Linked DNA regions of Homo sapiens: region 2 is linked to region 1. Evidence: chromatin loops called from intact Hi-C (ENCODE). Cell type or tissue: lower leg skin. All regions are shown on one strand. Links, peaks and the distances in the headings refer to the core of each region. The heading gives the core; the rest is flanking DNA. Region 1 overlaps ATP10A (ATPase phospholipid transporting 10A (putative)). Region 2 overlaps LINC02250 (long intergenic non-protein coding RNA 2250).

What was found. Hi-C counts contacts between places; a loop is a spot of excess contacts. Peaks named below come from ENCODE experiments on the same cell type or tissue, not always from the same donor. Only the 100,000 strongest peaks of a DNase experiment are listed, where the experiment ranks them.
Region 2: a loop joins it to region 1, with 2.4 times the contacts of the local background. A loop is called at or near these places in 53 of 110 quality-filtered maps.

What each region holds. Positions count from the first base shown.
Region 1 is chr15:25,699,858-25,707,782 of GRCh38, reverse strand. ATP10A (ATPase phospholipid transporting 10A (putative)) reads left to right here. Exons shown (of 21, transcript NM_024490.4): 13 at 5,683-5,867. Among named protein-coding and RNA genes, the nearest start is that of LINC02250, 130 kb to the right of the region's middle. In lower leg skin, for the core only: no CTCF peak of the experiment used is centred there; a DNase peak (open chromatin) is centred at 4,662.
Region 2 is chr15:25,511,146-25,519,070 of GRCh38, reverse strand. LINC02250 (long intergenic non-protein coding RNA 2250) reads left to right here. Exons shown (of 5, transcript NR_187215.1): 2 at 2,426-2,623. Among named protein-coding and RNA genes, the nearest start is that of LINC02250, 64 kb to the left of the region's middle. In lower leg skin, for the core only: no CTCF peak of the experiment used is centred there; no DNase peak of the experiment used is centred there.

The DNA of each region.
Region 1 (7,925 bases), core at 3,642-6,141:
CACGTGCTGCCCCCCAGGCACCCCAAGACAGCAGCTGCCACGCTTCCCCTTAACCTGGTTTCCCACCAAAAATAGAGCCAAGGAGTGAGATTTCTGACAGTTGGGAGTTGAAAGGATTTTCCCCTCGGGAAACAGGGAAACTTTTGGGACCCAGAAACTGCTGCATTTTGCATCTTAGGAATGTTTCACAGATTCGAGGTGAATGAAAAGAAAATGGGCTCATTTTTACTGAAATATGTCCACATTTCCAGCTGTGTTCATCTTGGTACTTAATAAATGCTAACTAGTATTAGTGATAAATGAAGGTATTTATTATGTTAATGCTTACTTTAATACTTAAAATATTTATTTTCCTATTTATTAAAGCATTCATTAAATAGCCAAGTCATTGTATACATGCTCTGTGTGTCCTTGAAGAGCTGGTGTTGAGGATGGTCCACCCCCACCTCCATCTCGGGTGCTGTGAGTCAGGTGGTACTTCTCGAGCACAAAGCCCTGGGCAGGTCATCTTCACTTAACACAAAAAGGCGGTGTTCACTTGCCCTCTTTTTCTGGGCAGAGGAGTTGGGATAGCTATATATTTACATCTACATTTCTAGTATAATACATAGTTAAGGTTTGCATTTAATAGCATAATGTACACTAGGCATAACATATATCTGCACACATTTTATATATTGTTTGCCCACAGAATCTTATAGGAGGCCACACATTACTTGGAAAGCCCCGGGATCCAGGGGCCCAGTGGCACCATGAGTGGCAGCCCTGGATGTGAATTAAATGGAACACCTGAGAAATGGCTGTGCCTGTTTTAGGCCCTGAAGTTTTGGCTTACTAAAGCAGGGCTGCTGTCGTCTGGACTGATTGGGCTTCCCCGGAAGACAGTATTGTGCAGGCCTGTGGGGTAGGAGGCATCTGCTGGTTGTCCCAGACGTGCCCGCCCAGCCTCATTGACCAGGCTTGTTTTTAACCCTTCACTGTGGGGCACCTTCCCCAGGGAGCAGCTTTTCCCCTGGACAGCACTAACTTCTCAAATGGAGTGAAATTGGCCCTCCGGTGCCATTTCACAGTGCTTGCTGGTTCCGCCCCCTGGAGTAATGCAGACAGAATCTCCTCCCTTTTCCACATGATGAAACCTTGACTATTTGGGGACATGGCTGTGAGTCCCAGGCTGCCCCTTCTCCATCTTCCCTGCTCTCAGAGCCCAGGAGCCCTGACTCAGTTGTCCAGCCCTGCTCTGCCACTGCAAGCTGGTCATGCGGGCTGGTCATGCAGGCTGATCGGACAGCCTGGGGCAAGTGGCTCAATCCTTTTTGCATCCAAGTTCCGCTCTGTGGTAATCCCAGTGTTTTGGGCTCTTGTGAGGGTGAAAGGAAGGGATGACGGGGGGCACTGAGCGTGGCGCAGGCACAGGGCCTGGCACTGAGCGGTTGTGTGGTGAGTCTCCTGGTTGGTGCTTCCACACCGTTTCCACCCAGCTGGCCTCTCCTCTGCAGGCTTTCTCTGGTGATCGTGCATCGGTCACCTCTCTTGGCCCGGATGCTGCAGCTCTGTTAACATATCCTAAGTTGTTAACGGCCCCTGCGGCACCCGAGGCTCATGGTTAACTTGAGTTCCAGTCATCTTCTTAGGCCTTTTTCACAGGGATTCCTTGCTTGGATTCTATAATTTTTACTTGGGCAACTGTGTGAAGATCTAAAATCAGAGTTGTCTACCGATCCCCTGTTCCACTTCCTCTGATTGGAGTCGGGATCCCGGTCATCAGCGTTTCTCCAAACTGATTCCACCACATCCCGCTGTCATCCTCAGGTGGATTCCTTCCCTCCAGGTGCACGTGAGGATGGCTCTGAGATGTGTCAGCGATGGAACTCCTGGGTTGCCCACATGGGTGCCAGCCGTGCACTGGAGCCTGCTCACGCCTCCTGGCAGAGCTCATGGATACATTTTGAAGAATTTTGCAGTAGCCCACATAAATGTTCAGGAATCTCACGTCGCCTTTTGATGCTATGTTAGTAGATTGAAGTCAGCCAAGGTGGGAGTATTTATACCACAGAAATGAGCAAATGCAGTAAATCGACCTTCCTCCCACAGACCGGTTGTTAACCACTTACCATCTCCTGCTACCTGATATGTTTATGTTTCAAATGACGAGGCCTGAGCTGGAGAGTATGGGAGCCACCCACCACCTTAGCGTTCACATGGCTCAAACGCGGGCACTGTGTTCCAGCTCCTCAGCTTCATTAAGAAAAGTGAAGCCAGCCACTTATATTTTTACTATTCCAAAGCCAAATCTTTTCATGAAGGTGATTTTTTTTGTTTTTTTTTTTTGTTTTTTTTTTTTTGCTTTGAGACAGAGTCTCACTCTGTCACCTGGGCTGGAGTGCAATGGTGCGATCACAGCACATTGTGAGCTCAAATTTCTGGGCTCTAGTGATCCTCCCGCCTCAGCCTCCTGAGTAGCTGGGACCACAGGCGTGTGCCACCAGGCCCAGATAAATTTTTACTTTTTTTTGGTAGAGACAGGGTCTCACTCAGGCTTGTCTCAAACTCCTGGTTTAACGTGATCCTCCTGCCTCAGTCTGTCTAAGTGCTGGGATTACAGGCGTGTGCCCCTGCACCAGGCCCAGGTGCTTATCTTAAATAGCATCAGAGAACCATACATAACTATCTTCAGCAGAAAGGATCTCCGTTCTCTCCATGCTCTTGAAATTTTCTTTTCCTTAATGCTCTGGGCAGGAACCTAAATTCAAAGGATACTCTTGCTCATTTTCCCCGGCGTCCTTGCTAGTTTCTCTAAATGTCTAAAACTTCCTCGTTGGTGAAATCCTTTCCCCTCCCATTCAAAGCTGTGTGGCACCAAGCACAGTGACGCTGGGCTCTGCACACCACCAACTCCTGAGTTATGATACTCAGAAATGCCAGGCCTTCCAGAGGGTCAGGTCGTAAAGACAGTGGCATTTACTCAGAGTCACATAAATTATATCACAAACAAGTACCTTGGAAAGCTGAAGAAAGCCGCTGTGCCCCAAATCATCTTGAAAGGCTGCTGCCTGCAGGTACTCTTTCCTCTGCCATGTTTCATGCCGAGGTGGGGGTCCCTCCCATAACTCCTTTTTCAGTTCAATGCTATTCTGCACCTGACTCAGGCTCACACCTTATAAAGGTGAGTGTTGGTGGGGTGACCCAGTGGGAGGCCCATGAGTTTGACCAAATAGCTCCTGAACTAAGGAGGTTCTGTTTTCAAGGTGTTAACTTTTCCCTGTGAAACAGCAGACACCCTCCGTACTGGAGTTTCCGGCAAGGCCTTCCCTGCTTTCTTTCTTGGCAGACATTTGACTGAGGGACTTTAGCTCAGCAGCTCGGATACAAAGGTGGGAGGCACAAGGTCCTTGAGGCAGGAAGTTGCCATTTAGAGAAGAGTGGGCAACTGCTTGGGTTATGTTTCAAGCACTGTAGTGGAAGCGTTATCCTGGCAAATTGTCAGTAATCCATCAAGGTTAGCCATTATTAGTCTTACTCTATAATCATTATTACTATCATTAAGTATGAATGAATTACTATGAACACACAGAGGAAGGCAAGACCATCCCTGTCTTCCCCAGACATCAAGGAACCTGTCATAGTACAAGTGACACTCAGGATGAGCCAGGGACACGGGCCACACACAGTCTGCCCCCCTACTAGAGCCCAAGGGCCAGGGTAGAGGAGCAAAGCTAAGGTCAGATGCCCTCCCGGTGCCCGGGTGGCTGGGGATGTGCTCACGGGGAGCACAGAGCGTGACCTGGCTTTCTTCCTGAGCAGGTCTTAAGCTCCACACGCTGTGTGGTCTTCCCAGGGTACTCAGGTTATAAGGTTCAGAGCAGTGTGCAGCATGGGTGCAATGTTCCCTCCTCCTTTCTGGGCCCTCCCCAAGTTCCCACATCACCTTCCAGTACATCCCCGACATGGGAGCTAGGCCCAGGCTACCTGAGCTGGAAGACAGCAGATCAGCCACTTGCCCCTGAGGGGGTCTTCTGGGGTGCTGGTGATGTTCTGCCCCCTAAGTTCAGGGCTGGTGACACTGGTATGTGACTTGTGAAAGTGTATCAAAGGAATATTTAAGAAATGTACACTTGTGTGTTTACTGTACCTCAGTTCTACCTTCCCCTCCCCATGCCTGCCATCCCATCATTCTAGAAGAAGGGGTAAGGGTGGCTTAGTTCGTTTGTTCTGCTGTCACACAATACCACAGACTGGGGACTTAAGCCACAGACATTTACTTCTTAGAGTTTTGAAGGCTAAAAGTCCAAGATCAAGGCTCTAACAGCTCACAATGTCTGGTGTGGGATCTCCTCCTGGTTTGCAGATGGCTGCCTCCTTGCAGTGTTCTCACACAATGGGGAGATTGAGAAATCACCTTTCCAATGCCTATTTATTTATTTATTTCTTGAGACAGAGTCTCGCTCTGTCACCCAGGCTGGAGTGCAGTGGCATGATCTCAGCTCACTGCAACCTCCACCTCCTGGGTTCAAGCAATTCTGCCTCAACCTCCCGAGCAGCTGGGATTACAGGCACCCACTACCACGCCCAGGTAATTTTTGTATTTTTAGTAGAAACAGGGTTTCACCACATTGACCAGGTTGGTCTGGAACTCCTGACCTCAAGTGACCCGCCCGCCACGGCCTCCCGAAGTGCTGGGATTACAGGCGTGAGCCACCGCGCCCGACCCCAGTGCCTCTTTTTATAAGGACACTGATCCCATCGAGGGAGCCCCATCCTCATGACCTCATCTGAACTTAATTACCTCCTGCAGGCCCCACATCCTAATACTACCACACTGGGGATTAGTGCTCCCTCCTATGGATCTGGGGGACACAAACGCTCAGTCCATAGCAGCATCCCAGCACAGGGCACAGCATGGTGTAGCGCAGTAAAGGAGCCTCAGTCAGGGCTCGAACCTAGGGACCAGGGCTGCAGCTCACTTCCAGAGTGGGGAAGACAGAAACCATCTCACCAAGATGTAAACAGATCTTAAAAAAAAAAAAAAAAATCTGAGGCAGGCCTAAGCACATTTCCGCAGTCAATAGTAGATTTTTCCCAACATACTGAGACCAAAAAGGCAAAACCTGCCTCTCAACTTCTTTATGTTTGTGGAAAAAGCATATTTAGGATAATCTTGGTTTCAAGAAATAATGGCCTTACCTGTGAAGTCTGTTTCTATAGTGACTAGTAATAAGCATTGTTGAGACTGGACATTCTGAATTTCATTCACCAGAAGCTTTCTATGGGATGGGCAATTTTTAAGACTATATTTTTATCCCTCCGAATATCGTCATTCCCAACACCTTCCCATACGCTTTGCCTTCAGGTTATCTGTAAAGTTACAAGTTAGAAAGAAGTTGAGGTACTTTGGTGTAAGTACACATAATTATGCTCAGTGACTCACAGTTATTCCTACGCACTCGACTGAGTCACATCGACAGAGCTGTCAAAAGCGTCCACCACTGTCCTGAAATGGTTCCACAGGGGACTTCCTGTCACTACATGGCAGACAACTGGCAGCCCAGCCCCTGGCAAGGCCCAGGCAACAGGGGCTGTACCAGTGCCTGCCTTCGGTGTATCTGGTGCATGACATTTGCACCCCAGAAGGATTGGGGGGCACGTGAGAAGCGGGTTCGCTCACACTGCTGTGCATTTGACCAGGTGCCACTGGGATTGAAGACCGCCTGCAGGACGGAGTCCCTGAAACTATTTCTAAATTGCGTCAAGCGGGCCTGCAGATTTGGGTTCTCACTGGTGACAAACAAGAAACAGCTGTCAACATTGCATATGCCTGCAAACTGCTGGACCACGACGAGGAGGTCATCACCCTGAATGCCACCTCCCAGGTAGGTGGGTTTCAAGTGGCTCCGCTTCCTTCCCCTGGGGTGGTCCATGTTTATCGTGGCCCCCTTGGCAGACACTCACATTCCTGGCAGCTGCTGTTAGAAGGACCTCACCCTCCGCATTCGGGTTTAGGATGTGCATGTTATTGCCTTGGAAGAGGTAAAGTTTGCTGGAATTTCTTAGTACCAAAGGAATGCATGTCTGGGCTTTATTGATACAAAGTTCAGCCTGGTTTCTCCTGACATACTGTCCAAGTCATCAAAGAACTTTCTCGTGAGGTCCCCTGTGCTTCCACAGTGGAGCCAGGGCAGTGGTCCATTTAGCACTGACCACCTCAGGATCATTGCAGGCACTGAGGACTTCTTTATCCAGTTGGATTTGTCTGTTTAAATCCCCAAGTCTGTGGCGAGTAGCTACTTCATATACTGCCCTGGTCTGGGCTCTGAGTCCTCGCAGAAGTTCCCACTCAAAACTTCTTGCGCCGGCTTTCAGGCTTCTTGAATGGAGCAGGGAACTGTCTTGCTGTGGCTGATCTGCTCCTCCCCAGTGTGGCCAAAGCCACCACAGCCTCTCTGGGGCTCACACTCAGACTCCCCACCCCAGCCCCTCTTAGGTCCACACCTGCACCATCAGCTATCAGGACCTTGGGACTTTGTCGCTTGGGAGTCCCCCTTTCTGAGATGGCCTTGGTGGGAGCATTCCTGCTCTGTGAGTTATTGCAGCAGCCCCCACTCATCTCCTGGCCTCTAGGACCTCTCACTCCATCTGTAAGCGTAGGAAAGGCTGCCTTTCAAGCCCCGTTGTCCACATTGTACAGACGCCATTGTGACCCTCGCACCTTGTTCCATTGGATTCTATGATCCAGATTCCCACCATTCCCAGTCCTTTCTTCACAGCCACGCTGGCCGGGGCACCCCCTTCCTCTCACATCTATGCAAGGTCACCCTGCTTCAGAGCCTGTGCCTTCACCAGGGCCTTTTTTTTTTTTAAGTGACCTCTTTCTCCAAGAAAGTTTGCGAATTTATACTAAAGGTTGACCTGATGACCTGGTCATTGCTTTTATTTATTTATCTATAATTAGCATATAGTAAAATTGGCTCTTTTTTTGGTTATACACTTACATGAATTTTAACACGTGCATAGATCTGTATATGTATATACACCACCCTATCCACGGTCCAGGAGAGTTCCATCATCCCCAGAAAGTCTGCCATGCTACCCCCGTGCAATTGTAACTTCCCTCCTTTTCTAACCTCTGGAAGCCACCAATCTGTTCTCCAGAACTACAGTTTTGTCTTTTCCAGATGTCAAGTAAACAGAATACTCCAGTGTGTAACTTTCAGAGCCTGGCTTCTGTCACTCAGCATAACACTTTTGAGATTCACCTGAGCTGTTGCATGAACCAGTAGTATATTTCTCCTTGATGCTGAGTAATATCCACTAACACCAGATTTTGCATATCCATTCAATCAGTGAAGAACATTTTAGTTGTTTCTGGTTGTTGACAATCATAAACAGCACTTCTATAAATGTGTGTATACAGGTTTTTGTGTGAACATGTTTTCATTTCTTTAAATACCTAGGTTAGATGTGAATGTGTCTAAGTTTATAAGAAGCTGCCAGACACCAGCCTGCTTTTCAAAGTGCTGTATTACTTTGCTCAGTGTCTTTTCCAGCACTTCGCATTGTCATTGATTTTTTTTCTGCTAGCCCCTCTAATGGGTGTGTAGTGGTATCTTGTTATGGTTTTAATTTGCATTTCACTAGTGTCTAATGAAGTTGAACATCTTTCCATGTGCTTATTTTCCATTCAAATATCCTCTTGGATGAATTGTCAAGTATTTTTCCATTTTCTAATTGAGTTGTTTTCTTAATGTTCAGTTTTGAGAATTCTTTATGTTTTCTGTATGTAAGTCCTTTGTGGGCTATGTGATTTGCATATATTTCATCCCTATCTTCTTTATTTTTTAATATTGTCTTTCACAAAAGCTTTTAGTTTTGATAAATTTTTATTCTTGTTAAATTTTTATTTTATTATTTTATCTTTTTGGAGATGAGGT
Region 2 (7,925 bases), core at 2,893-5,392, 190 kb after region 1:
GCAAACATTCATGTCATCTCAATTTCTGTAATTTTTCAAGAATATTATACATATATAACATTATATGATATGTATCCTTTTGGGATTGGCCTTTCTTGGTCCACATACTTTTCTGGAGATTCAGCTAAGCTTTTCAGCATAGCAATAGTTTATTCTTTCTTACTGCAGAAGTAGCATTACATGGCAGGGGTGTACCAGTTTGTTGAACCATTCACCTGTTGAAGGACATCTGAGCTGTTTTCAGTTTGTTTGACTACTACAAATAAAGCTGCTGTAAACATTGGGGCACAGGTTTTTATATAGAACATGTTTTCATTTCACCTGGTTAAATGCTCAGGAGTGTAACAGCTGAGTGTCATGGTAGCTACAGGTTTGGTTTTTGAAGAAACTGCCCAAATGTTTTCTTTAGAGGCTGTGCTATTTCACATCACCACCAGCAAAACGTAAGCGATCTGGTCGCTGCATCCCGGCATCCTCACCAGCATGCGGCACTTTCCTTCTTTCTAACAGCCCTTCTGTTAAGTGTGTGGCAATATTTCACTGTGGTTTTAGTTTGCATTTTCCTAATGGCTAATGATGTTGAACACCTTTCATAGGCTATTTGCCATTTGAATATACTCCCTGATGAAATGTTTGTCTCTTTCCCATTTTCATATTCGATTCTTGTTGTTTTCTGTTGAGTTCAGAGTTCTTTCTATATTTTAGATAGGAGTACTTTGTCAGATGTGTGGTTTGAAAATGTTTTTTTCAAGTCTGTAGCTTGTATTTCCATTTTCTTCACAAAGTGTTTCGTAGAAAAGAAAACATTTTCAAACTTAATAAAGCCCAGTTTACAAACTTTTTAAAAAATAGATCTTGCTTTTGGTGTCTAGTCTAAGAACTCTTGCCTAGCCTTAGATCACAAACATTTTCCCCTATTTTAAAAAATGTTGTATAGATTTATGTCTATGCTCCATTTTGAATTTGTTTTTAGATAATGTACAAGACTTAGGCTAAGGTTCATTTTTGCCTATGAATGTTAAATTTAGCCTTTATAATTGTTTTATAATTGTCTTGTCCAGAGTCAATTCAAGGCAGTCTGAAAAATTAAAAACAATGCTATAGGCAAAAAGTCAAGAATTTGGAGCAAATAGACTGAGATCATATAAAAATGCACAGAGGGGGCCGGGCGTGGTGGCTCACGCCTGTAATCCCAGCACTTTGGGAGGCCGAGGCGGGTGGATCACCTGAGGTCGGGAGTTTGAGACCAGGCTAACCAACATGGAGAAACTCCATCTCTACTAAAAATACAAAATTAGCCGGGTGTGGTGGCACATGCCTGTAATCCCAGCTACTCAGGAGGCTGAGGCAGGAGAATCGCTTGAACCCGGGAGGCGGAAGTTGTGGTGAGCAGATATCGTGCCATTGCACTCCAGCCTGGGCAACAAAAGCGAAACTCCATCTCAGAAACAAACAAACAAACAAAAATGCATAGACGGTAGACCTGTAGAATTACTAGAGATAGTTCTGAGTTTCCCACAAACTCAGTGCAAAAACAGAAATTTGATCTGTTATATGAATCACTCCTTGTCTCCAACATAATGACAAAATTGTTAATAAGAAGTAGTACAAACATCCTTGGTCTTGAGGATTAAGAAAATGAGAAAAGTCCTCATGAAAAGGACTCTGTACAACATCTTCATCAACGTGCTGTAACTAGGGTAACCCTATGATCTAAAAATCAGCCAAAACTGACTATCTTTGAGGGTGAACAAGGCACTATCAATAAAAATGCTGAGACAAAGGCATAAACTCAAACTATCCGCAGGAAGCTGGGGCTGGATTCACTTTTTAACAGTAACGCCAACATAGGGCTGTTACACATCCTGAACCTCAAAGTAGGCCTCCTTCAAAACCTAAATGCAGCTGGGCATGAGCGTTCAGTGGCAGGGGAATGCTGTATGCACTGTATGCCATTCTCATGCTGGAAATCGATTTCAGAATAGAAAATTAGAGAATATTTTTCTTTTGTCCATGATATTCCTACCTCTGACTTAAAGTTCAGCCACCACCTTATAAAACACATACTTGGGACAAAGTTATTGTCTGTGCTGAATGACCCTTTGTCCATTAGCAGGTATCGTTGGTGAAGCCCATTAATTACAATCCCTGAGAGTCAACTCATCCATTTGGGGTATGACATGAATCCTTACAAGTCAAAGTGATGTGTTCACAATTTCTTATCCAATAACTCGCTATGTCTTACAATGTATAAGGTCTTAATACATTAAATGTGAAGGGTGGACTCAAACAATGTTGGGGAATTTCAAAGAAAAAATACCAAGAGTGACACATTTGAGCTAGTTTCTGAACGCCAGGTCCTCATTCAGAAGGTTGGCAGGCAGCAACATCACCTAACCATCCACTCTATTTTAATTATTTCAAGAGATTGCACAGAGTTCTTGATATTGAAGAGTGAACCATGTTCAAGGAAGAAGAGATCACCCCATAAAACCCTTCCAGCTTGTGTTACAATCAGATGCCTCTAAGATGGACAAAAAAGGCACACAGAGATATTCCCTACTCAGGCTCTGGTCAAATCTCTCTCCACTTAATGGAGCATGGCTTTCAACTGCACCTGGAGGTGAGGAAGGGTAGGGGGCAGAGGGGAAATGGATAAATGCGGTTGAAGGGAGAAAGGAATTACACTAATGGGGCTTCTAGAGTGTTAGGCCCTAGGCCATGTAAAAGAGAAGTTATTCTGACACTTTTTAAAACAGAAAGGAAGACTTCATTTAAGTCTATTGTCAATGGGAGAGAGCTTGAACTCATCGACTGCATACAACAGGGACAGGTGGGGATAATCAGCAGAGGGAAGGAACAAATGGAAAATTCACACCAGGAACTTGATTAGGCATCAAGGGTACAGGGACTCTTGTTAAACAGACAACAGGGTTTCTTGTCAGCACTGGGCTAGGCAAACCAAAGACAGGACCAAGGATAAGGTAAAATAAAAAAAAAAAAAAACGGGGTTGGGGGGACGGCACTAAGGAGCCTCACTAAAGTTTGGTCAAGGTTAAGGTCCTTGCTCACCTTAAGCAAGTACTCAAACAATTCAAAAGTACTACTGAGACGGTATTTTTCCCATTGACTGGCATGTCGTGGATGGCTCTCCACCCTCCTGCATGACCTCACAGGCAGAACGTGCAACCTGTAGCAAGCCAGTGACTCCCATCACCCTCCCCATTCACAGGCAAACTGCCCTATCCAGGCCATCCTAAGGCACAACTCCCTCGCCGTGCTGAGTGCCATCTCCCAGGCCCTGCTCCTGAAGTTTCCCCGTGTCACAGTGCACACATGTGCTGTCCCAGGCCAGCAGGGCATCACAGCTCCCTTATGTCACCCCAAGGCAGCTTCTGGCCAGGTCTCCCTGCTTCTTCAGCAGATTCACCCCACTGAGGGTTTTTTTGTTGTTGTTTTTTGAGTTTTTTGTTTTTTAGAAAGTCTTTCTCTGCGGAGAGAGGCAAAACTAAGAAATGTCTATTTAAGTCCTCTGCCCATATTTTAACCAGATGATTTGTTTTCTTGCTATTGAGTCTTAGGAGTTCCTTAGATATTTTGGAAATTAACTGCTTGTCAGGTATATGGTTTGCAAATATTTTCTCCTATTCTGTAGGTTGCCTTTACACTCTTGTTTCCCTTGCCATGCAGAAGATTTTCAGTTTGATGTACCTAATTACAAGGAGCCATGTCTTGATCCTGTGTCTCCTAGGTTGGGTCTCCCACATGTGTTTCACTCTTTGGCTTCCTTTCTCCATTGCTAACAAACAAGAGGCTAGGCCAGTTACTCGTCCTTCCAGGGTCCCAGGCATGGAGGGAGAGCAACGATACTGTGAGGATGACGGAGGGCTTGGAGTATGAGGAGGAAGGTAGGACAGGGCATACTGGTTTCTCCTCACAGATCTTTTCCTCATATAAAGTCCTTAAGGAAAACTACCATTTGTACTCAAAAGAAAGAGCCACTTGCCCCCTAAGCACTCTTTACTTTCCCATCCTATAAGATGTATCAGAGCTGACGCATCACATGAAGAAAAGAAATCTAACAAGCTTCCTGGGCATTCACCGCGCCAAAGTCACCATCATGACTGTCACCTGCTGGAGCAGGGCAGAGCCATCCACGAGAGGCAGAAAATTGTGTGCAGGCACCGAGCTCCAGTACCACGATGGCACATGGGGAAAGCCTCAGTGAGGGAGGGGAGCAGAACCCTTGGTCCCCTCGGATCCCCTCGGAGGGACCGGATACACAGGAAGCAAACGGGGTGCATGAGGAAGGCACACAGGGAGGATGCTGGCTAGAGTACCTAGTCGATCTGGATTCCACACATTCCAAGACAGGTTTCGTCCACTCTTACAGGAACAAAGATGCATTTTGACAACATGCTAGCATTAATAAGCTAATAAGCACCCAGTGGTGTCCCTTGATTGTTTAACAAGAAGCTCACTGAGTAGACTCCAAGCTCAGGCCCTGAGCTTTGACAAAGGTGGGAATTTGAAGGTGGACTGAGAGTCAACTTCCTCTATTGTCATCTACGGCTCTGAATAAAATATTTACTGCAGACATCTGATTCCAATTTAATTATCTTTTCCAACAAAGGCAGCTTGGGTTTGACAGGCAACAGGAAAGGCAAGTTAATCGTGGGCATCTGCTAATTAGCATATTTTTCCCACAATTACCTCGCGGCTGCCATTTGCAGCTGGGCCCGCCTCACAGGCGCCGCAACAAGGGCTCAGGAGGGGGCTCAGCTCCAGGGTGGGAGCAGCGATAATGACCCACTCCACTCTCATCTTGAGGTCAATGGCAATGCCTAGGTGCCCACATACCTCTGTCTGGCAACAGTCCTCCAAGAGAAGGCTGTTCCCACGTGCCAGTGTAGCCAGAGGGCGAGAACTTGTCTTCATCTCCACCCTATTTGCAGTACCCTAGGAACCAAAGAAAGCCAGTATCACCAGCCACCTCTATGCTACATATGACCTTTTGCTTAGAAATAGATCACCCCACAGGTCTTCAACCCTCTTCTTGCTAGATCTTTTGATGAAAACACACACACACACATACACACACCCCACCTTCCCACCTCAGGCCTTTGCTTACACTGTGCTCCTGAAGCCACTTTCTTCTCACATGCAAATGTCTACTTCTACCTACCCACCAATGCCAATTCAAGCATGTCCTCCATGATCCCTGGTTTTCATTCTGCAGGCTGGAAGTAATCTGTCAGTCTTACAAACTCCTTCCCCTTTGTGACTCTTCTTTCTTCTCCTACAATAGCTTTCTAATGTTCACATTTAATTGTCGGTTGTGGAGTGTGTTTCCAAAGATTTCCACGATATCTCCCATCCCACAGGCTCTTTTGCAATGGTCTTGACTCTCCCTCCACAAGAGGCAGTGTTGTTTGTTTCCTCTCCCCTTGAATCTGACCTGACCTTTTGATTGCTTTAACCAATCAAGGCAGCAGAAGTGATGTCCTTAAATTTCCAAGTTTGGAAATTAAGAAAGAATGCAACTTCTGCTTTTGTGATCTGGGAGAAGTCAGCTGCTATGGAAGAAAGCCAATAGCCTAAGACCACCATACTGTAAGAAAGCCCATGTTGGTCACATGGGGAGGCCACATGGAGACTGAAATGCCAGATCAGCCCCTGTGTTCCACCCACCCAGCAGAAGCACCAGACACATGAGTAAAATGATCTGTCTTGGACATTCCAGTGCAGGCAGACACTACATGGAGTGAAGATGGGTGGTTCTCACCAAGCACTGCCCAAATGGCAGAATCATGAGCAAATAAATGATTGTTGCTGTATTAGCTGCTGAGTTTCGGGGTGGCTTGCAATGCAGCCATGGATAGCCAAAGTATTTGCCTTGATTAGCTAAGAGTGTGGACGGGCTTGGGTGTCAGCTGGCCAGGGTCAACATCCTGGATCAGCCACTTACTAGCACTGAGATCTCGAGTAAGGTCCCAGATAAACACAATAGCAGTGTGTTGATTGATTTCTTCATTCAGCCAATTTGTTTCAGAGCCTTCTCTTTTCCTGGGCTGTGCCCAATAGTTTGCATTTGACACAGATGAATATTATCACTCAGAAGATCCCAGACTTCTCCCACAATCTTAGGGTTCCTGGGCAGAACCCAAGCCTCTTCATGAATCATGCTGCCTGTTAAGAGCAATGACAATAGTTTGCTGTGACTTAGGGAAATAAAAGTATTTTATTATCTTACAAGTGCAGTTTAAAGGCATAGTGTCCTTGTCAAAGCAAAAGCATATCTCATTTTCCTTAATAAGTAATCAGTTTAGACAGATTAAATTATGATATGTCCATACAATTGTTGAAAAATAATTAGGAATTATCTATATACAAATACCGAAAGATCTCCCAAAATACACTTTTAAATGAACAAAAAATGTGCTGTGTGGTGTGAATGAATGATTCAGTTTGTATAAAAATAAGGAGATATAAGTATATTTGTATTCATCATAATTGAAAGAAGAGTACACAGAAACAGAGGACTGACCTCCGGGAATCAGGAGTGGAGGGCACACTGAATTTTAGACTTTGTCATACTATTTGGCTTCTTTGTTCTACCATGACTGCATTTCACTTTCATAATTTTAAAAACTATTTTAAAAAATTCCCGTCACCTTCATAACATCGCCCCAGTAATACCTGTGTGGGACAAAAATGTCTCATGCTACTTATTCTGAAATTTGATGACCAAGGTGGAATTTGGTTGTTTGGAGTTTGATTCAGGAGGAAATGGTTGTTTTCTGTATTTGTTTCCTGTGGTTGCTCTACAAACTACCACACATTGGTGCCTTACAACACCAAAAGCTATTCTTCAAAGTTCTGGAGGCCAGAAGTATACAATCAACTTCCCTGGGCTAAAACCAAGGTGTCCACAGGCCATACTCCCTCCAGAGGGGAGAATCCATGCCTTGGCTCTTCAAGTCGCTGGCACCTTTGGCAATTGTGGCTCTTGGCTGCACCACTCCAATCTCTGTGTCTTAGTGTGTTTGGGCTGCTATAAGAAAATACCACAGACTGAGTAGCTAATAAACAACAGAAATTTATTTCTCACAGTCTGGAGGCTGAGAAGTCCTAGATCAAAAATGCCAGCAGATTCAGTCTCTGGTGAGGGCCTGTTTCCTAGTTCATAGATGGTCATCCTCACATGGTGGAAGGGGCAAGGGCGCTTTCTGGGGCCTGTTGAAAAAGGCACTAATCCCATTCATGAGGACCCTGCCCTCATAACCTAATCACTTCCCAAAAGCCCCACCTCCTAAAACCATCACATTAGGGTTAGGTTTCAATATATGAATTTGCAGGGTTGGGTGGGTGGGGAAGGGTGCACAAACATTCAGTCTATAGCACTCTGCCTCTACCTTTACATCACCTTCTCCTCTTCTGTATGTAGTTAAATGTCTGTTTCTTTCTTAAAGGGATACATGTGATTGCATTTAGGATCTACCAGATAATGCGGCATGATCTCCCCATCTCAAGATCCTTAACTTAATCACATCTATAAAGACCCTTTTTCCAAATCAAGTAGCATGTACAGGTTCCAGGGATTGGGATAGAAATGTCTTTGTCGGGGGAGGTGGTATTTTTCTACCTACCATATCTTCTACTTGGACCAAAATACAGGACCAAATGCATGCATGAAGTCATTCATGAATTCCACAAATATTTAAGGGCCTCTTCTATCCAGAAACTGCAAAAGCCCAACCCCTGAGTTTTGAAAAGAGCTTGATCATCTTAGCAGGGACTGAGCACAAGTGAACCTTTGCAAATTGGCCCCTTCCCACACACTTCCTAAAAGGAGGTAGCAACCATCTCTAGAGGGGCCAGGGAAGGGATATCTGACTGAGTAAGGCCACAGACAGGCTCCCCGA